Linked DNA regions of Homo sapiens: all the other regions are linked to region 5. A link is a loop called in an ENCODE intact Hi-C map of the cell type or tissue named here. Cell type or tissue: heart right ventricle. All regions are shown on one strand. Region 1 overlaps ECHDC2 (enoyl-CoA hydratase domain containing 2). Region 2 overlaps ECHDC2 (enoyl-CoA hydratase domain containing 2). Region 3 overlaps ZYG11B (zyg-11 family member B, cell cycle regulator). Region 4 holds the start of COA7 (cytochrome c oxidase assembly factor 7). Region 5 holds the start of LOC105378724 (a long non-coding RNA gene).

What was found. Peaks named below come from ENCODE experiments on the same cell type or tissue, not always from the same donor. Only the 100,000 strongest peaks of a DNase experiment are listed, where the experiment ranks them.
Region 1: it touches region 5 in a loop (2.7-fold over the local background); 71 of 110 quality-filtered maps call a loop at or near these places.
Region 2: a loop joins it to region 5, with 3 times the contacts of the local background. A loop is called at or near these places in 44 of 110 quality-filtered maps.
Region 3: it touches region 5 in a loop (2.8-fold over the local background); 5 of 110 quality-filtered maps call a loop at or near these places.
Region 4: it touches region 5 in a loop (3-fold over the local background); 38 of 110 quality-filtered maps call a loop at or near these places.

Annotation. Positions count from the first base shown.
Region 1 is chr1:52,915,684-52,919,683 of GRCh38, forward strand. The region is part of intron 1 of ECHDC2 (enoyl-CoA hydratase domain containing 2); the gene reads right to left. Among named protein-coding and RNA genes, the nearest start is that of ECHDC2, 4.1 kb to the right of the region's middle. In heart right ventricle, no CTCF peak of the experiment used is centred here; DNase peaks (open chromatin) are centred at 1,102 and 1,698; H3K27ac peaks cover 2,526 bases.
Region 2 is chr1:52,902,598-52,906,597 of GRCh38, forward strand. ECHDC2 (enoyl-CoA hydratase domain containing 2) reads right to left here. Exons shown (of 10, transcript NM_001198961.2): 5 at 3,922-4,000; 6 at 2,437-2,493; 7 at 2,049-2,236. Among named protein-coding and RNA genes, the nearest start is that of ECHDC2, 17 kb to the right of the region's middle. RefSeq lists enhancers at 2,472-3,263, 3,950-4,000. In heart right ventricle, a CTCF peak has its summit at 2,442; DNase peaks (open chromatin) are centred at 2,455, 2,929 and 3,884; H3K27ac peaks cover 1,956 bases.
Region 3 is chr1:52,823,150-52,827,149 of GRCh38, forward strand. It overlaps ZYG11B (zyg-11 family member B, cell cycle regulator), which reads left to right. Exons shown (of 14, transcript NM_024646.3): 14 at 1-4,000. Among named protein-coding and RNA genes, the nearest start is that of ZYG11A, 18 kb to the right of the region's middle. In heart right ventricle, no CTCF peak of the experiment used is centred here; no DNase peak of the experiment used is centred here.
Region 4 is chr1:52,695,535-52,699,534 of GRCh38, forward strand. COA7 (cytochrome c oxidase assembly factor 7) reads right to left here and starts at 2,813. Exons shown (of 3, transcript NM_023077.3): 1 at 2,687-2,813. The coding sequence starts at 2,792. RefSeq lists a silencer at 2,793-2,932 and an enhancer at 2,983-3,042. In heart right ventricle, a CTCF peak has its summit at 2,455; a DNase peak (open chromatin) is centred at 2,857; H3K4me3 peaks cover 1,737 bases; H3K27ac peaks cover 1,751 bases.
Region 5 is chr1:53,180,039-53,184,038 of GRCh38, forward strand. It overlaps LOC105378724 (a long non-coding RNA gene), which reads left to right and starts at 405. Exons shown (of 3, transcript XR_947347.2): 1 at 405-528. RefSeq lists an enhancer at 2,046-2,095. In heart right ventricle, CTCF peaks have their summits at 2,167 (motif pointing left) and 2,367; DNase peaks (open chromatin) are centred at 2,153 and 3,397; H3K27ac peaks cover 2,260 bases.

The DNA of each region.
Region 1 (4,000 bases), 260 kb before region 5:
TCCCCAGAGTGGCCCTCATGTTTACATCCTGAATAATCCCCTCCCTTGCATGTGGGTGGGACCTGTGAATTGCTTCTAAGCAATAGTATACAGCAAAGGTTATACAATGTTACTCCTGAGATTAGGTTAAGTTATATGGTGAAGGTAATGTGACTTCTGTAATTCGGTTATAGTATATAAAAGGCTCTGTCTTATTAGAGACACTCATGGGCCTAACGAGAGGGTCAAGTAGCAAAGGACTGCGGGCAACCTCTAATTGCTGAGAGTGACCCCCGGCCAACAATCAGCAAGAGAACAGGACTTCAGTCCAACAACCATAGGAGGTGAATTCAGGTCTCAGCAACCTGACGACCTTGGAAGCAGATCTTTCCCGTCAAGCCTGGGATGAGACCACAGCCCTGGCCAACTCCCGACTGCAGCCCAGCCTGGCAAGACCTGAAGCAGAGAACTCTGCTAAGTTGTGCCTTGACTTCTGACGTACAGAAACTAAAAAATGATAAATGTGTGTGACTTTGAGTATCAAAGTTTGTGATCATTTGTTAGGTAGTAATAGAAAGCTGATATAGCCGTGGTATCCTGGGACTGGCAGACACTCCTCTCTCTGCTTTCCTGTTCTTTCCTTCCATTCTCTCTGGCTGACTGTCTCTCATCTTTCAGCTTCATCTCCTGTCTCCACCTACATCTCCCTCTCGGAATACTGACTGTCAACTCTTACAAGCCCTTAGCTCAAGCCACAACTCAGCCACACACCAGCCCCATGGCCTTGGGCAAACCACTTTACCCTTCTGGCCTTCAATTTCCTGATCTGTAAGAGAAATAATAAAAAGGTTATTGTTAGGATTAAAAGAGATAATGCATTTAAGTGTCTAACCAGAGTTTGTGTAAAACGCCCAGATACTAGGGCAAGTCTCGGACCTAATACAGTATCTGAACTTTAAGCTGGGAGCCCCCCAGGAGCCAGGCAGGGTGTCTTTGGCTGCCGACATTCAATTGTGCAACATTTAATTTGCACTACCACATGCCAGGTCCTGGAGAAATGGACAGTAATCAGCCAAGGTCCCTGTGTTCTTAGTCTAGCCCCGATGCTGGGAACATTGCCCTTCTGACCCCAACAGCGGGGATGGGGCTGTGCTGCACCCTTCCCACTCTTACCAAACCTACCATACCACTGAGCAGCTGACCTAGGATCACTTCTGTCCAGATGGCTTGGGTCACAGGCGAGGTGTTGTGGGTAGAAGTCAACAGAAACCACTAGAAGGGCCAGGCGTGGTGGCTCACGCCTGTAATCCCAGCACTTTGGGAGGCCGAGGCGGGTGGATCACCTGAGTCAGGAGTTCAACACCAGCCTGACCAACATGGTGAAACCCCGTCTTTACTAAAAAGACAAAAATTAGCCAGGCGTGGTGGCACACACCTATAATCCCAGCTACTTGGGAGGCTGGGGCAAAGAATCGCTTGAAACCAAGAGGCAGAGGCTGCAGTGGGCCGAGATCACGCCACTGCACTCCGGCCTGGGCAACAGAGTGAGACCATCTCAAAGAAAAAAAAAAAAAAAGAAACCACTGAAGGGTAGTGTGGAGAACAACTGATTTAACAACACTTTACTATACAGAAGAGGAAACTGACGCCCGGAAACAAGGAGGATTTGCTCAAATAACAGCTGGACCCAGCTGGCAATCCTGACTCTTAAAGAGCTAACAGCCTAGAAGAGAGACAAGTTCAGACACACGAAACATAAAAGGACAGTGTGGGGGACGGAGCAGCAGAGCAGGGGAGTTCCAAAAAGATTTCCATAAGCAGAAAGGAAGGAAGAGGAGCCAAGTCAGGGCACAGCTAGAGCAAAACACAGAGGTAACACACCTTCAAATGAGCCCATGGGTAGAGGAGGGAGGATGGAAAGGTCAGCTTGTGGTGGAGAACCTTAGTGCCCAGCTAAGGAGTTGAAGGACAGCCATTAATTACAGTCATGCACAGCATGATGATGTTTTAGTTGGTCAGCTACAGACCACATATAAGACATATAAGTCCCATCAGACTCTAATGGAGCTGAAAAATTCCTATTGCCTAGTGACACCATAGCTGTCATAACATCATAGCGCAATGCAACACTCAAATGCTGGTGGTGAGGCTGGTGTAAACTAGCTTGCTTTACCAGTTATACAAAAGCACAGCACATACAATTAGGCCCACAACATAATACTTGATAATGATAATAAAAGACTATGTTTTAGGTTTATATATTTACAATATTATTTTTACCATTATTTTAGAATATACTCCTACTTTTTATTTTTAATTTTTTTGAGACAGGGTCTTACTCTGTTGCCCAGGCTGGAGTACAGTAACACGATCATGGCTCACTCATGGGTTAAACACCTTTGGGCTCACTTGCAAATATCAGGAATCCTTGATATTGGACAGCCTTGACCTCCCCGGCTCAAGCCATCCTCCCACCTCAGCCTCCTGAGTAGCAGGGGCTACAGGTATGCACAACCATGCCTGGATAATTTTTGTATTTTTTTGTAGAGAAGGGGTTTCACTATGTTTCCCAGGCTGGTCTCAAACTCCTGGGCTCAAGCAATCTGCCTGCCTCACCCTCTCAACGTGCTGGGATTACAAGAGTGAGCCAGGTGAGCCACTGTACCTGGCCTGGGCCGTGTGTACTCCTACTTATTAAAAAAAAAAAAAAAAAGAAAAGAAAAAAGTTCAGTGTAACACAGCCTCAGGCAGGTCCTTCAGTAGGTATTCCCGATTGTTATCATAGGAGATGGCAGCTCCATGCACGTTATCGCCCCTGAAGACCTTCCAGTGGGACAAGATGTGGAGGTGGAAGACAGTGATAGGTCTAGGCTCGTGTGTGTGCTTGTGTCTTTGTTTTTAACAAAAAAAGTTTAAGAATTAAAATTTTTAAAAGCTTATAAAATAAGGATCTAAAGAAGAAAACATTTTTTGTACAGCCGTACAATGTGTTTGTGTTTTAAGCTGAGTGTTACTACAAAAGAGTCAAAAGTTGAAAAAATTAAAAAGTTTATAAAGTAAAAACAGAGTAAGCTAAGGTTAATTTATCATTGAAGAAAGAAACATTTGTAAAGCAAATTTAGTGTAGCCTAGGTGTACAGTGTTATAGAGTCTATAGTAGTGTACAGTAATGTCCTAGGCCAGGGGTCCCCAACCCCCGGGCTGTGGACCCATCCCAGTCTGTGGCCTGCTAGGAACTGGGCCACACAACAGGAGATGAGCAGCTTCATCTGTATTTACAGCAGCTCCCCATGGCTTGAATTACCACCTGAGTTCCACCTCCTATCAGATCAGTGGTGGCATTAGAATCTCATAGGAGTGCGAACCCTATTGTGAACTGTGCATGTGAGGAATCTAGGTTGTTGCGAGCTCCTTATGAGAATCTAATGCCTGATGATCTGAGGTGGAACAGTTTCATCCCCAAACCATCTGTCCGCCCGCAAGTCCATGGAAAAACTGTCTTTCATGAAAATAGTCCCTGGTGCCAAACCAGTCCCTGCTGTCCTAGGCCTTCACATTCACTCACCATTCACTCGCTGACTCACCCAGTGCAGCTTCCAGTCCTGCAAGCTCCATTTATGGTAACTGCCCAGTACAGGTGTACTATTTAAAAAATCTTTTAGACTGTATTTTTACTGTGCCTTTTCTATGTTCAGATACACATTTACCATTGTGTTACAGTTGCCTACAGTATTCAGCCCGGTACCATGCTGTCCAGGTTTGTATTCTAGGAGCAACAGGCTATACACCATGTAGCCTTGGTGTGCAGTAGGCTACCCCATCTAGGACTGTGTAGGTGCACTCTGTGATGCTCCCACAATGACCACAATCACCTAATGATGCATTTCTCAGAATGTAGCCCCGTTGTTAAGCAACACATGACTCTATGAGAAATAAAGCCGCTAAGAACAGTGAAGAATGGTTTACCACCCAACCTCAAGCTCAAAGGCAGCAGGTAAAATGTAACAGTGCTCTTGTGCCA
Region 2 (4,000 bases), 280 kb before region 5:
TACTTTTATATGATTAATTCAATATATGTCAATATTAAAATGATGTATGGTTAACTTTGTTTTGTGACATTTGTAAATTTTTGTATTTGAAATACATTAAATATTTAGTTTGTTTTTAAAATTTTGTACATATTTTGCTCTCTTAAAATACCTTTTTTATATTGCATTCTGTATTGTGCAAAATAAATGCCAAAATACCGGTGTTGTTTTTTTTTCTAATACTACAATCACTCTTTGTGACCTTGATGAACAAGTCACTGAACTTTTATGGGTTTTCTCACAGATAAAATGGGGATAATCAGTTCAACTGGATTATTCTAAGAGCTGAGATACTACATTAAGGTACCTAGCATTATAGGCTAAGACAAATTTATTATAAATTAGTCTAACTTAGCTCCATTTAAGCCACTTTTAATCTTTATGGAAATTTGGGATCTCCTGTACCCAACCCCCTGTATCCTGGGCCCCCTGAGAGTTGGGAGAAGCCAGCAGACCCTCGCAGGGCCTTGGATACCCCAGACAGCCAGATCCCAGATATCCCTGCTGAGGGCTTTGGGCCCTGCAGCTGGTAGGGTTGTACCTGGGCAGGGCCTGACCTGCTCCCTACTGAGCATGGTACCCTTTGGGGTACCATGCTGAGAGGTTATTGTTTGAGGATTTTTAATTTTTTTCTTTCAATAGATTTTAGGGAACAGGTGGCTTTTGGTTACATGGATACGTTCTTTAGTGGTGATTTCTAAGATTTTGGTGCACCGTACCCAACGTGTAGTCTTTTATCCCTCACCCTTTCCCATGCTATTTGAGGATTTTTTTAATGAGGGGTTTTTTGGTTGTTTTTTTTGGCTTTTTGTTTTTGTTTGTTTGTTTTTAGCAACGGGATTTTGCTTTGTTGCCCAGGCTGGAAGTGCAGTGGCGTGACCAGCTTACTGCAGCTTTGAATTCATGGGTTCAAGCAATGCTTTTTCCCAAATAACTGGGATTACAGGCTCGAACTACCACATCTGGCTAAAACATGAGCCTGGCCCGTCACGGTGGTTCATGCTTGTAATTCTAACACTTTGGGAGGCTGAGGCGGGAGGATCACTTGAGCCCAGGAGTTTAAAACTGCAGTGAGCCATGATTGCACCACTGCACTCCAGCCTGGATGACACAGCGAGACCCTATCTCTTCAAAGAAAAAAATGCTTAATACATGTCCTGTATGTTGTATTTCTTTCTTTCTTTCTTTTTTTTTTTTTTTTGAGATGAAGTCTCGTCCTGTCGCCCAGTGGAGTGCAATGGCGCGATCTTGGCTCACTGCAACCTCCGCCTCCCAGGTTCAAGCGATTCTCCTGCCTCAGCCTCCTGAGTAGCTGGGATTACAGGTGCGTGCCTCCACACCCAGCTAATTTTTGTATTTTTAGTAGAGACGGGGTTTCACCATATTGGCCAGGGTGGTCTTGAACTCCTAACCTCGTGATACACCCGCCTCAGCCTCCCAAAGTGCTGGGATTACAGGCATGAGCCACCCTGCCCAGCCCACATGTTGTATTTCAAGAATATCCCACCAGGCAGTATGGTAGGAAATATGGGTTGGAAGTTCTGTATCTATTTTAGAATCTTGCTTTTTCAGTCTTTGGGGGATTTTAAGGCTGTGCTATATAGTATAGTAGCCACAAGCCACATGTGGCTATTAGCATTTGAAATGTGGCTAGTGTGAATGAGGAACTGCATTCATTTTCTGCAATTTAAATCATTTGGCTAGTGGCTCCCATACTGGATAAGCACAAGTATAGAACATTTATCTCATCTCAGAATGGTCTACTGGACAGTGTTACATTCAGAGGGCTTTCAAGCCCATTTGGTTCCAGCCCTTTGGAATTCAATTTACATTTTAATTCAGAATTAAAATTTGACTTGATTGTGTTTACTGGATGGTTAAACAAACTCCAAAGAGGGTTAATCATATGTCTCTGGGAGAATGGATGTGCAGCCCAAGGGGACACCCTGCCCCACACATGCCTCCCCCATGACTCCAGCCCTCCTTCTGGTGCCGAGCTGTCACCACACCTGGGGCAGGATCTCCTGGGCCAGTGCTCGTGCCCGCTGGTAGGCGGCGTCCCCCTCCTCGTTCTGGGCCACAGCGTGATTCACCAGCCCCAGTACGTGGGCCTCAGTTCCACTCAGTCGTCGGCCCGTGAAGATGAGCTCCTTCGCCAGGGCCACCCCCAGACAACGGGGCAGCCTCTGAGTCCCTCCTACCAGGATGGAGGGAGCAGGGTGGGAATCAGCATGGGAAGTGGGAACCCAGAGAAGGCTCAGCCTGGGACTCAGCCAAGACTTCTCAGAGGAGCAGGGTTCAGGTGGGAGGGCAGAGCCCAGAACAGAGGGCAAAAAAGGAAAGCAGCGAAGGACCCTGGATGGGGTGGAATTGGGCGGGTGCTGTAGTTGCGATTACCTGCCCCCGGGAGGAGCCCTCGCGTGGTCTCAATCAGTCCCATGACTGCCGAGGAAGCTGCTCAGATAGAACAAAGTGAGGCCTCCCTCCCCCATCCGGTCCCCCAGTGCTAATCCCGGGGGCCACAGCTGCCTCTGCTGTCTACTCGCCCCTCTAGCCACTTGCCCCATGGTCTGGCCACAGCCAGGCCTCTCCAGACTCTGCCTTTGGAAGAGCCCTAGCCCAGAAGTCAGGAGCCCAGGCCCTTATTTCACCATGCCCCTTTGATGGAGTTGTAAGTCACCAGCAAGTCTCACCCTTCCCAAGCCTCAAAGGTGGAAGAAAGATGGCTGGCCCTCTTCTGTCTGCTTCAGAGAGCCGCTAAGGATCACACGAGGTACGACGCTTGGAACAAGGAGAGTTCCTAGGAGGTGCCCCATATCTATTTGTGGATTACTATTAATAGGTTCTCTGGCTTAGCCCTGGCCTGGCCTAGAATGTCAGTGACTCCTGCTCCTGCTACAGTCGTCCGTTCCAGCTTTGTCACAGCCTGAAATTGCCCTGACTGTTCCAGTCCATGTCCTCCTGAGTTCTGCTTCCTTCCTTCGAGAAACTTGCCTTGACTGACGCACCCCCCCGGGTCTGTCTCCTTTTCTGAATTCCCTCAGCATGGACCATGTGAACGTGGGCAGAAGGGAGTGGGTTTTACATTCACTCCGTCTTAGTCTTCCCCAAAACCCTGTGAGTTAGTTGCGTGAACGTGGGCATGTGAGAAGGAGAGTTGGGGCTAGACCAGCCTGGTATTTTGGTGCCTGGACACCTGGTCAGTTCCTTCTCTTTGACCTGCATTGTGTAGACAGAAGCTACTTTCATGCCTGGAGCTACACATTTTTATATGTTGCTCCTGGGGTGGCAGGAGAGAGCGGTGGGGGGAGAAGGGAAGACATTCAGACTTTGCCTAACTGCATCCAAGAAGGCTGCTCCTAATCACCAGGTCAGTCACCTGAGAAAATGATCAGTTATCTTCTTTATCCCCTCCCATTCTTCAAACAAAGCTCAATTGCTCAGAACAAGTAATGCAAATTTGGCTGGTGCCAGTATTCCTGCCCAGGCACCTTTGTGATTAGCTCAGCCATTGACAAACTATCCCTGAGGCTCACCTTTTTCCGAAACATGGTCGATAAATCTGACTTGGACAGAATGGGAAGACTGGACATTGCTCTTTGACCTCCTTGGCTCGTAACAGCAATTGCTCTGAGGTTGGTCAAATATTCCCAAAATGAAGGAAGCAGGTTCTGACAGGTCACAGATACTACAGCAGCTAATGGCTGCACCAGGAGGGGAAGCAGCTTCTGCCTGAGCACCCTCTGTGCTCTGCCTTGCCTTAGTTTTGCTTTTGGTTGGAAGCCAAGAACAGTGGCTGACTGCAGAATGTCCAGACTCACCCTGTTTCACTCACCCCTGACTCCCTAGCCCCACCCCCTGCCCCCAGTCCTGGCCCAGTACCTGCCACTCGGAGGTCACAGGCCAGGGCAAGCTCTAGGCCTCCGCCCAAGGCAAACCCATCCATAGCCGCAATGGTGGG
Region 3 (4,000 bases), 360 kb before region 5:
TTAAAAGAAAGTAGGCATTTAGGTCTGGATGCAGTGGCTCATGCTTGTAATCCCAGCACTTTGGGAAGCTGAAGCAGGAGGATTGCTTGAGCCCAGAAGTTCAAGACTAGCCTGGGCAACATAGTGAGACTCGGTCTCTACCAAAAAAAAAAATTTTTTTTTTTTAAATTAGCTGGGTGTGGTGGCACCTGGGAAACAGAGCGAGACGCTGACTCAAATAAATATCTAAATAGATATTTAGAATCACTGAAAACCATATTAAATGCTGGGTTAATGCTGACTTAATTGGCTTAAGGAATTTTTATAGGCGTAAGATAAATTTTCACAGACTAAGTTTATTTCAGACAAAATAGAGAATTCTTTTAAAAGTTTTTTTTTTTTTTTTCCTTTTTCGAATGTTAATGTCTAAGACAAAGTTCAGAAAACGAGATGGCCTGTGGTAGTTTGGAAATTGCTAGATATGTTGACCGTTTCCAGGTCTTTTATCTAGTGTAGTTAAGGGAAAGCCTATTTAAGAAGTTTGGCTTCAAGTTTCTGTTTTATAAGACAAAAGTGCATATTTCTTTACAGGCTAATGCTAGGTTTTTGTCTTTACAAATTATTTTCAGAAATGGCTAAAAGTGTACAGAAAACAGTAAATCCCTTCTTTACTCAGAATAACTTCTTAATAGTTGAAGCATCCAAAATATGTAAAAGCAAGGGTGGGCGTAGTGGCTCTTGCCTGTAATCCCAGCATTCTGGGAGGCCGAGGCGGGCAGATCACTTGAGATCAGGAGTTCGAGACCACCCTGGCCAACGTGGTGAAACCCCGTCTCTACTAAAAATACAAAAACTAGCTGGGCATGGTGGCTTTTTTGCACGCCTATAGTCCCAGCTACTCGGGAGGCTGAGGCACGAGAATCACTTGAACCCAGGAAGTGGAGGTTGCAGTGAGCTAAGATCGTGCCACTGCACTCCAGCCTGGACAACGGAGTGAGACTCTGGGGAAAAAAAAAATTAAACTTCCTACTTTTTTTCTTTTTGTAGAGACAGAGTTTCACTCTGTCGCCCAAGCTGGAGTGCAGTGGCACAATCATACCTCACTGCAGCCTCTTGGGCTTATGTGATCTTACCCCCTCAGCCTCTGGAGTAGCTGGAACTACAGGCTAAATTTCCTACTTTGTAAACATCAGTAGTGGCCAGATACTTCTGAGTCTTAAAAGCATAATAGGCCGGGCGCGGTGGCTCACGCCTGTAATCCCAGCACTTTGGGAGGCCGAGGTGGGTGGATCACAAGGTCAGGAGTTCAAGACCAGCCTGGCCCAAATGGTGAAACCCTGTCTCTACTAAATATACAAAAATTAGCTGGGTGTGGTGGCGGGCACCTGTAATCCCAGCTACTCAGGAGGCTGAGGCAGGAGAATCGCTTGAACCTGGGAGGTGGAGGTTGTGGTGAGCCAATATCATGCCACTGCACTCCAGCCTGGGTGACAGAGTAAGACTCCGTCTCAAAAAAAAAAAAAGCATAATAATTTATTACATCCCAAATATATAAAAATTTGAGTGCCTTTGCAGTTGGGATGGTTCCTAAAATTGCGTATAGAATTAAGGCACAGAATTGTGTGTAAGGTCCTGAATCTGGCTAAAATACAGTGGATGTATGTATTGGAATTATGAGGCATAAGTAGCCAGTATCTATAGTTAGAATCTACAAGGCCTCCTTTTTGCACCTGTAGACTAGAATATAACTGTTATTGGTGCCTTTGAGTGTTATCTCTCAGTGGCTAGAGGTGCTGTTTCAAGCACAATTTAGACTAGGGTTGAACCACTCATTGTTCAAATCATTGGTGGGCTCCAATGTAAAATATCACTACATCAGTCCACAAGCAACATTAAGGAAATCTAAAGGAAATGGAATTTGACTTTTTAGAGTATAATGATGTTCTAGGGCATAATGAGGAAAATTTTTAAAAAATAGATTATAATGATACATATTGGTATCATTAAGACAACAGATTTGAGCAAATACAATTAAGGTGTCTTATTTTTTGCATCAAGTAATTATTGCTGTGGTCTTTCTACTCCACAAAATAATTTTTTCTTTTTGCAGTTGAAAATTAACTGCATTATTAACTAATTAATAAAATAAATCAAGTGGTATAAGGGATTAGTTTACCCTCAAGCCGATGACTCCATGGCTACTGATATTAGTTAGTTTAGGATTTTTAAAAAGCATATCAGACCCCCAGTTTCAGGAATTGAGTATAAATATTGCTTCTTGTCACCCTGGGACAGTAATGCCTTATAGTGGCACTAGTCACCTTAAGTAGATTACACATGGTTGAGGTGAATAAAGCTGCATGGGAATTTGCTTTCGTGATATATTTCATTTGCAAACTTCTACATAATCAAGTTTTATGTTTAAAACCATCGGTTCTATATATCTAGCTTTAGGAAGTTGCCCTTACAGGTGGGACCTTTTGTGTTAATCTGTTTTCTCCCCAGTCATCTTATTTGGCTATGTTAAAAAAAAAAAAAAAAAAAAAGCGAGAGAGAGAGATGGTGTCTCACTGTGTTGCCCAGGCTGGTCTCGAACTCCTGGCCTCAAGTGACTTTCCCACCTCAGCTTCCCAAAGTGCTGGAATCACAGGCATGAGCCACAGTGCCTGGTCTTAGCTGTGTTTTTAATTATGCCATGCATCAACATAACACCGGGCCATCTTCCTATCCCTTCCTATCCCATATGTTTAATGAAAACATATTTTATGTGCTAAATTAGGTTAATTTACCAGAGATTTAGCTTAGTGTTTTTAAACTATAGAACAATACCCCTATAGAACAATGTACAGCTGCACCCAAGGTTAAAAAGAGGTAGCAGGGAAAACAAACTTAAACTCTTTGTATATGGTGAAACCCATCCCTCTCCTGCCCTCTAATGGTATGTTTACATTATTTCGTTATTATACAATGTAGTGGTATAAACAGTATTATTAAACTGAAGGCATAAGTTAAAGGAAGTATGTTACTTTGAGCTGATGTAGGCTCTTCCACTTTTATCTGTATTTTACTTATTTGGGGACTTTGTATTGCTAGGGCTTCAGAATACTAACTTTGACACAGCTCCCAGAGAGGTTTGCAAACTTTTGGTTTCCCTCTCAAATCCATGGTAGTAGTTTCAAATGAGTTTGTGGATAATGGATGTTTAGTCCTTATCATTTGCTGTGTTTTGACAGTTTTTAATTTGCAGTATTCACTCACGAACTGTTTTATTTTAGGAATAATGCAAAACCAACCTTCGTCCGGTGATGAGAATAGCCGTATGATAAGAGAATTTGCTCATCGTGCTTTAAATGATTAACTGTTTTACCTTATTTAGTATTTCATAGACTTTGCATGATATGGTACACTCCTAATTATGCATTCTTTGGTTTCCAAATCTTAATCTAAGATACTTTGTTAACTGACTGGTAGCCTAAGAAAGAGACTTTTCTTCCTGTTTTTCTCTCTCCCCATTTTTTGGGGTAAGTTTTGCAAAGATCAGTGCTGCTTCTCATGACTCTAAAGTAAAGCTCTTTTGGATAGCACAGCCTAACTTTACAGCTAGACAGAATGGCCATTAAGAATATTTCCAAAATCCAAGTTTATCAAAATTATTTTGTGGGAAATCATCAATCTATTTTATTAATGTTATGTGTTTAATTTTGGACTTATTTTGGGAAAAACTGTTCAAATTGGGTCCTTTTAAGCTTATTTTAAGCAGCCTAGAAGGAAGAAGCTACTTAGCTAATGAAAGCTGAGACACTTTATTAAAAGCAGGATCTTAAGAGCATTGTTTTTCCTTAAAAACTTTATACTCTCAGATAATCTGCAACAACAAAAATTAAGAAATCCCTGACTTTTGTAGAATTCCCACTGTCAAATTCTCACTGACTTATGAGTGTGAGAGAAGTTATCTTTTGTTTGAATTCTGATAGAACAGTTTAACTCCTTTCTAAGGATATAAAAAATTCATTGGAAAGTG
Region 4 (4,000 bases), 480 kb before region 5:
GGTATATATGTTCATATATGCCTGAGTATGGAGGAATTTAATTATGTGAGGGTATATAATTGGGCATTGATAACAAATAGGTTATTTTAAAATCTAATATTTAACATAACAAAATTGAAATTAAAATATCAGTTTATCTGCGAGTAGAAATGGATTTTAAGGGAGTAAAGTGCAAAGAGAGGGACAGGTTAGAAGGCGACTTCAGTTATCCAGGTAAGAAAGTGGGACATGCAAGGAACTACTACACCAGTCGCTACGGTAACTATAGCCTCTTCTCAGGTCTCGTAAAGTGCTGCAGCCAGTCCTTTTGATATATCCACCCTTCCCAATTCCAAGAACTTGCTTCTCAGACATGTTTTGCTCTCCATTGCCTACAGAGCAAAGTCTATATTCCTTACCCTGGCATTCAAGCCCTGACATACTGTGGGCCAGACTCCCGCTTCAAACGTACTAAATCCTGACTTCAACCTTCCAAAAGATAGCACTTTCTTCTCCCACCCTCTCCTCCATTTAATCAACACTTGCCCAGCCCTCCAGACCTCCCCTCAAAGTCTTCCCTAACCACCCTGTTCCTTAGTGACCCCAATTCCTCTAAGTTCTTTCTATACTTAGGACATGGACCAGCTCTCAAAGAACAACCCCAGGTTCTTTTTTTTGAGACGTTGTTTCACTCTTGTTGCCCAGGCTGGAGTGTGATGGCGCGATCTCAGCTCACTGCAACCTCCGCCTCCCAGGTTCAAGCCATTCTCCTGTCTCAGCCTCCCGAGTAGCTGGGATTACAGGCGCATGCCACCACGTCCGGCTAATTTTTGTATTTTTAGTAGAGACAGTTTAATCATATTGGTCAGGCTGGTCTTGAACTCCTGTCCTCAGGTGATCTGCCCACCTCAGCCTCCCAAAGTGCTGGGATTACAGGCGTGAGCCACTGTGCCCGGCCCAACCCCAGGTTCTTTTCAAGCCATCATACTGCAGAGCAACTCTGTGTCATGACTATGTTATGATATGTATATGGTTGTGTTATGGTCTATGTTACGGATTAGCCTCAAGGAATAGCTATGTCATTTCTGCAAACTAAACTGACTAAACTGCAAGCTATTAGAAGGTAGGGCCAGTGCCACTTTTTTTCTTTTCTTTTTTTTTTTAGTAGTGACAGGGTTTCATCATATTGCCCAGGCTGGTCTTGAACTCCTGGCCTCAAGTGATCCTCCCACCTCACCTCAGCCTCCCAAAGAGCTAGGATTACAGGCTTGTGCCACCACACCAGTCCTTTATTTGAAAGAAAAAAAAAAAAAAGGCTGGGCACGGTGGCTCACACCTGTAATCCCAGCACTTTGGGAGGCCAAGGCAGATGGATTGCTTGAGGTCAGGAGTTCGAGACCAGCCTGGCCAACATGGTGAAACCCTGTCTCTACGAAAATACAAAAATTAGCCAGGCCTGGTGGTGGGTGCCTGTAATCCCAGCTACTCGGGAGGCTGAGGCAGGAGAATTGCTTTAACCCAGGAGGCAAAGGTTGCAGTGAGCTGAGATCGAGCCATTGTACTCCAGCCTGGGTGACAGAGTGAGACTCAGTCTCAAAAAAACAAAAAAATTAAAAAGTAGGCAGTGTGCAGTGGTTCATGCCTGTAATCAAAGGCGGGAGGATCACTTGAGCCCAGGAGTTGCGACCAGCCTGGACAACGTAGTGACATACTATCTCAAAAAAGAAAGAAAATACAAAAAATAAAAATAAAGCAAGAAGAAGAAAACCACCCAAAGGTATTAGCTGCTCTGGGTGGACCCCTCTGGTCACCACCATCCACCTATACTCTTAAGTCAATTCAATGTTCACACAACACACAGGACACATTTGTGATTCAGGGCGTCTTCGCCAGCTGTTACCTATGGTAAGAACTGCATGGTTCACTCCCTTACCTTCTTCAAGGCTTTATTCAATTGCCACTTTCTCAGTGATCTTCCCTGATCACTCAATTTAAAACTGCCCTCCTGCCCTCCTGACACCCTTCACCCAGTCTTTTTTCCACGGCACTTACTACTTTCTTTTTATTTATTTTTTTTGAGACGGAGTCTCGCTCTGTCGCCCAGGCTGGAGTGCAGTGGCGCGATCTCTGCTCACTGCAAGCTCCGCCTCCCGGGTTCACACCACTCTCCTGCCTCAGCCTCCCGAGTAGCTGGGAATACAGGCGCCTGCCACCACGCCCGGCTAATTTTTTGTATTTTTAGTAGAGACAGGGTTTCACCGTGTTAGCCAGGATGGTTTCGATCTCCTGACCTCGTGATCCACCCGCCTCAGCCTCCCAAAGTGCTGGGATTATAGGCGTGAGCCACGGCTCCCGGCCGGTACTTACTACTTTCGAACACGATTTCATGAATTACCTGAGGCTTATTGCCCGACTCCCCGCACTAGCTTGGAAGCTCCACGAGGGCAGGGAGTTTCATCTGTTCACCGATGGATCCCCAGTCCCTAACCCAAAAGCCCCAGCACGTCTCTTCCTACCCGCCCCGGCCTCCTGGCTCGGTCTTCCCGGGACACATCGCCCTTCCCAACACACGCGGTCACCGCGATCCACAGACCCCGTCCCCCGCCCGCCACGTGATTCCTTCTCCAGCCTCTCAGAGGTCGCAGACCAGACCTCTCCGGGCACGTCCCTCCCCGACGCGTCGCCGGGCTGCGCTGGAGCCGCTCACCGTCCGGGTCCTTCTCGTGGTAGCAGTGGTAGTTGCACTCCACCTCCATGTTCTCCAAAAAGGACTTGACCTGCTCCTCATCCTGGAAGTCCACCATGCCGGCCATGGTTCGCGCCGGCCCAAAGACGGTCACGTGAGCCGGCGGAGGGGGCGGGGCGGGGCGTGGGGCTGACGCCGACGCCAACCGCGGCGCTCTCCCGGGATCCCGGGGCGAGCCAAGCGAGCCTGTGCTTCCCAGCAGCCATCGCGCCGTTAAGGGCGCTGGCAGCCACGCTTCCAGGGCTACCGCCTTCCTGAAACTGGGGGCTGTCTCTCTGCAGCACCTTACCTATGCTCGCTTTGTAGCCTTAGTGATTTTCCACCTGCAGTCATTTATCTATGTATAATCCCTAAGCGCCTACTGTGTGCCTCACCAGTGCATTGTTCTAGGGATATGACAGCTAGGAATATGGTCCCTGCCTTCAAAGAACTTGGAGTTCAATAGGAAGACATTCGCTTATCCATTCAGCAAGCATTTAGAGGAGCTTCTATATGTGCCAGGTGTAGCTGGACAAAGTGCAGTGAGCAGTCTGATTCATCTGTCTTCTTCCCAGACCTGTCTTGGCCACCAACATGAATTACCTAAGCAATGAATGGCTATGGGAGATGTTGACTGGCACACAGTAGCAGTGAAGGGTGTAGCAACGTCACTGTTATAACACCTAGTACTCAAACAGTGCTGAACTTTGTTCCAGGCTCTAAATGCTTTATATGAATTAACTCATTTAATTCTCATTATATATCATGTCACTGTAAAAACACTCACAGTGACACTGTGGGTAGGTATTATTATTATCCCCATTCTACAGATAAGAAAACTAAAGTACAGAGAAATTAAGTAGTTTGTCCAAGGTCACACAGTAAGTGAGGGAGTTGGTATGCAATAATAATTTTTTTTAAAAAAATAAAAGAATGAATGAGGCCGGGCGCGGTGGTTCACGCCTGTAATCCCAGCACTTTGGGAGGCCGAGGTGGGTGGATCACCTGAGGTCAAGAGTTCGAGACCAGCCTGGCCAACCTGGTGAAACTCTGTCTCTACTAACAATACAAAATTAGCAGGGGTCTCTACTAAAAATACAAAATTACAGGGAGCACACCTGTAATCCTAGCTCTTTGGGAGGCTCAGGCAGGAGAATTGCTTTAACCTGGGAGGTGGAGGTTGCAGTGAGCCGAAATTGTGCCATTGCATTCCAGCCTGGGCGACAAGAGCGAAAAAGAATGAATGAGGTAGAAAAGGAACATGTCAAGGAGATGGGGAGGAGGAGAGGAAATTTA
Region 5 (4,000 bases):
TGTTGGTGTTTGAATTGGTGGCTGAGTAAAGCAGACAGCCCTCTCCAGGGTGGGTGGCACCATCCAATCTGTCAGGGGCCTGAATAGAACAAACAGGCAGAGGAAGGCTGAGTTTGTCCTCTGCCTGGATGCCTGAGTTGCAACATTTGTCTTCTCCTGCTCTCAGACTGGGACCATAGGCTCCCCTGGTCCTTAGGCCTTCAGACTTGGACTGAACGACACCACTGACTTTCCCAGGTCTCCAGCTTGCAGATGGCAGGAAGAGGTTCTTCCCAGCCTCCACAGTCATGTAAGCCAATTCCTTACAATAAATGTCTTCATATCTACACATCCTATTGCTTATGTTTCTCTGGAGAAGCCTGACTAATACATTCCTGTTCTCCCTTTTCCAGGCCTGCCCAGCTGCTTTAGTGATTCCGGGTCAGAGTCTTGCAATCAGAAGCAACTCCCACCCTCAGCCCTCAAAATGGGCCATCTCAAATCTTACTAGCCAATGGCACTCCAAGGAGAGGGAGGAGCAGTGTCCCTGTAAGCTCCTTCCAGCCTTTATCATCCTTTGACTTGTCCCTAAAATATCCTATTCCCCAAAGATGGCAAGAGCGCCTCCCGAGAAGGAGGAGCAAGGGCATCTCCATGGAGCCCCGCTCTCTGAGCTCTGACTGAGGGTGGGGGAAGGAGAGAACTCTGGGTCTGGCTCACGGGGTGCCATGTGTCAGGCAGCAGGTCCTTGTGAAGTCTCCAGAGATGTGAGGAGTTGGTCGTAACAGCCCAGGGAAGGAGAGGTAGACGTGGCAAACGGGAGAGACAGGTCCCCAAAGGCTTTGCCGACTTCTTGCCAGCCTTGATCCACCAGAGCTATAATGGCCTTTCCTACTATTTCAGAAAAACCCAAAACTTTCCCCACAGAGTTCAAAATGGGATTGGCAAGGAGCTGAATACCATATTGGTTTTCTGAGATGAGCACAGTCAGCACACTAGCTCCGAGTCAGAAAGGGCAAGAGAGGAGGGCGAGACAATTCTCTAAGTGATGGGAACCTTCCCTGTCTGGGAGTTTGGCTCAGCTGTGAGCTGGGTTAATGTGGCTGCAGAAGGGAAGCATGGTTCATGTCCAGCCAGCAGGGACACTGTCCCAGAGCTGCGCTCAGCCCTCATAGACTGGCTCCATTTACCTCTCACGCAGCACCCCATGAGCTGAGGGCGGTTCTGTGGCCATGTTACACATAAGGAAATAGGATGCAGAGCTGATGACTTGCCCAAGATCACACTACTGGGGAGTGGTGGAATTAGAATTTGAACCCAGATTGCCTAGCCCATTAGCCTAACCACTAATCAAAGCAGCAGCTCAACTGTAGCCGAGTCATTAGGAATCTCCCAGCTTATGGCTGAGAAAGCAAGAAAAATGAATCTTTACCATGCAGGGCCGGAGTCAAAGTGCACGTCATTCAGTGCACGTTTCTTCTGAAGAATATTTCTTATGGAAATGCATTCTGCGGGGTCACAATGGCTCATGCCTGTAATCCCAGCACTTTGGGAGGCTGAGGTGGGCGGATCGCTTGAGCCCAGAAGTTTGAGACCAGCCTGGGCAAATTAAGGAGACCTTGTCTCTACAAAAAATTAAAAAATTAGCCCAGCATGGTGGCATGTGCCTGTGGACCTAGGTACGCAGGAGGCTGAGGTGGGAGGGTCACTTGAGCCTGGGAAGTCGAGGCTGCAGTGAGCCGTGATCGCACCACAGCACTCCAGCCTGGGTAACAGAGTCAGACCCCGTCCCCTCCCCTGACAAAAAAAAGAGATAAATATATTCTAGGGAAACATCAATCTATAACCATAATTCCTATATTCTCAGTATCATCTCTTATTTTTTGGGGGGCTGCCTGCTCATTGAACAGCAGAGCATGGCATGGGGTTTCATCACATCCAACATACAACCTCCCTTCCAACCTAACTGATTTTCCACAGTGTTTCTCAGCACTGTCATAGAACTACCGCTTATGGAATGTATGAATGACATTATTACAAGATATTTAAAGAGATTTAAAAGTATAAAACCTGAATAAAAGCCACCACAATCACTTGGTGTGTGCAAACAACACCCCGGTTCAGACATCACTGACAGGACGTGTCAGGGATTTCACCTTACCGGCTAAAGTGGCGCCACCGTGTGGCAAGAATGTAAACGCTATTTGCAATGGACTTGGATAGGCAGCTTCGAAATTACGTGAGCCTTAGTTCTTTTTATTTAATTGGTGAGAGTTGCATTATTCCAAAGTTGTAGGCATCAAGTCAGACTTTATTAGTATCGCGTGTCACACGATTTCTAATTCCTATCATTTAAATTGGGCCGATAGGGACCCCTCCATGCCGTGTGGTGAGTGCTGGGATTTGGGCATGTGCTGGGCATCTGGACATGACAGGGCCTAGAGGAGGAGGTAAAGTGTAGGGAGGCTCCCAGAGGAGGTGACCTGTGAGTCAGATTTTGAGAGTTTTCCAAAGGAACGCACGGAAGTGGACAGCAGAGAAAAGGGAGGACGATATTCCAGGCACAGAGAGCAGAGTAGAGAATGCCATAACATCACAGAAGGACATGAGGTATTGGTGAAAGGTTGGGTGTTTAGCTGTTGTTTTGATTGGTAGTTAGGCTCATGGACTAGGGAGTAAGACAGTCTGGGTTCAAATTCTATTCCATCACTTCCCAGTAGTGTGATCTTGGGCAAGTCATCAGCTCTGCATCTTATTTCCTTAAGTCTTGAGAGGGGAGTGGAGGTGGAGCTGGGGCTAGAGAGGAGGGTCAGGGCCGGGTGGAAAATGCCATACGGTGCCATGAGAAGGAGCCTTTCTCCTGCAGGAGTGGAGGTCACTGAAGGACAGGCAGGTCTGTGTTTAGACAGATTACCAGTAGCAGGGTGGATGTTGGACTAGAAGAGAGAAGAAACCACAAACAGGGGAACTAGTTAGCAGACTGTTGAAGAAGTCTCCCATCCCTTCATGAATTCTACAAATACTGAATGCCCACACTGTGCCAGCGACTGTTCTGGGCATTAGAGATCTATAAGACAACAAAATAAAGACTGTTGCCCTCTGGGAGCCTACACCTTACTAGGGGGAGACAGGCAACAAACACATAAATAATATGATATATAGTGTTTCAGATAATATGAAAAGCAATGGGAAAAAAATAAAGCAGGGAAGGAGGATAGAGAACGTGGGCAGGGTTGCAATTTTAGATAAGGGGATCAGCGAAGGCCCTGGTGAGAAAAGGATTAAAAGGCCTAAAGGGAGTGAGGGAGGAAAGCATTCCAGGTCCCAGGGAAAGCCTTCCAGGCAGAGAGAACAGCAAAGGCAGAGCCTGAGGTCAGAGCGTTCCTGGTGAGATCTTGGGAAAGCAAGGAGGCCAGTGTGGCTGGAGCAGAATCAAGGCAGGCAGGGTGGGGGCCAGGGGCAACATCAGAGACAGGGGAGGAGGCAAACTGTGTAGGGTGGGGTTGGCAAAGCTTATCTGTAAAGGGCCGGACAGTAAACATAATATTTCAGACTTTGTGCACCACGTGGTCTCTCTTGCAACTGCTGAACTCTGCCCTTGTAGTGTGAAAACAGCCACAGACCAAATGTAAAAGAATAAACATGGCTGTTTCAACAAAACTTTACTTACAAAAATGGGTGATGGGTCAGAATGGCCTGCACACCATAGTCTGTCAACCCTGATGTAGGACATTAGAGACACTGAAGGTCTTAGTTTTACTTGAATAAGATGGAGAGCTATCACAGGGTTTTGAGTAAAGAAGGAGCACAATGTAACTGATGTTGCATTTGGATCATTCTGGCTGCTGTGTGAGAATAGACTGCATGGGGGTCCGGGGTGGAAGTAGGGAGACCAACTCTATTATTTATTCTCTGAGTGACCTTGGGCAAGTCACACAGCCTCCCTGGCCTTCAGTTTCCTCTTTTGTAAACTGGGGTAATAGTGTAATGATACCTAGCTTATGGAGCGGTTGTGAAGGGT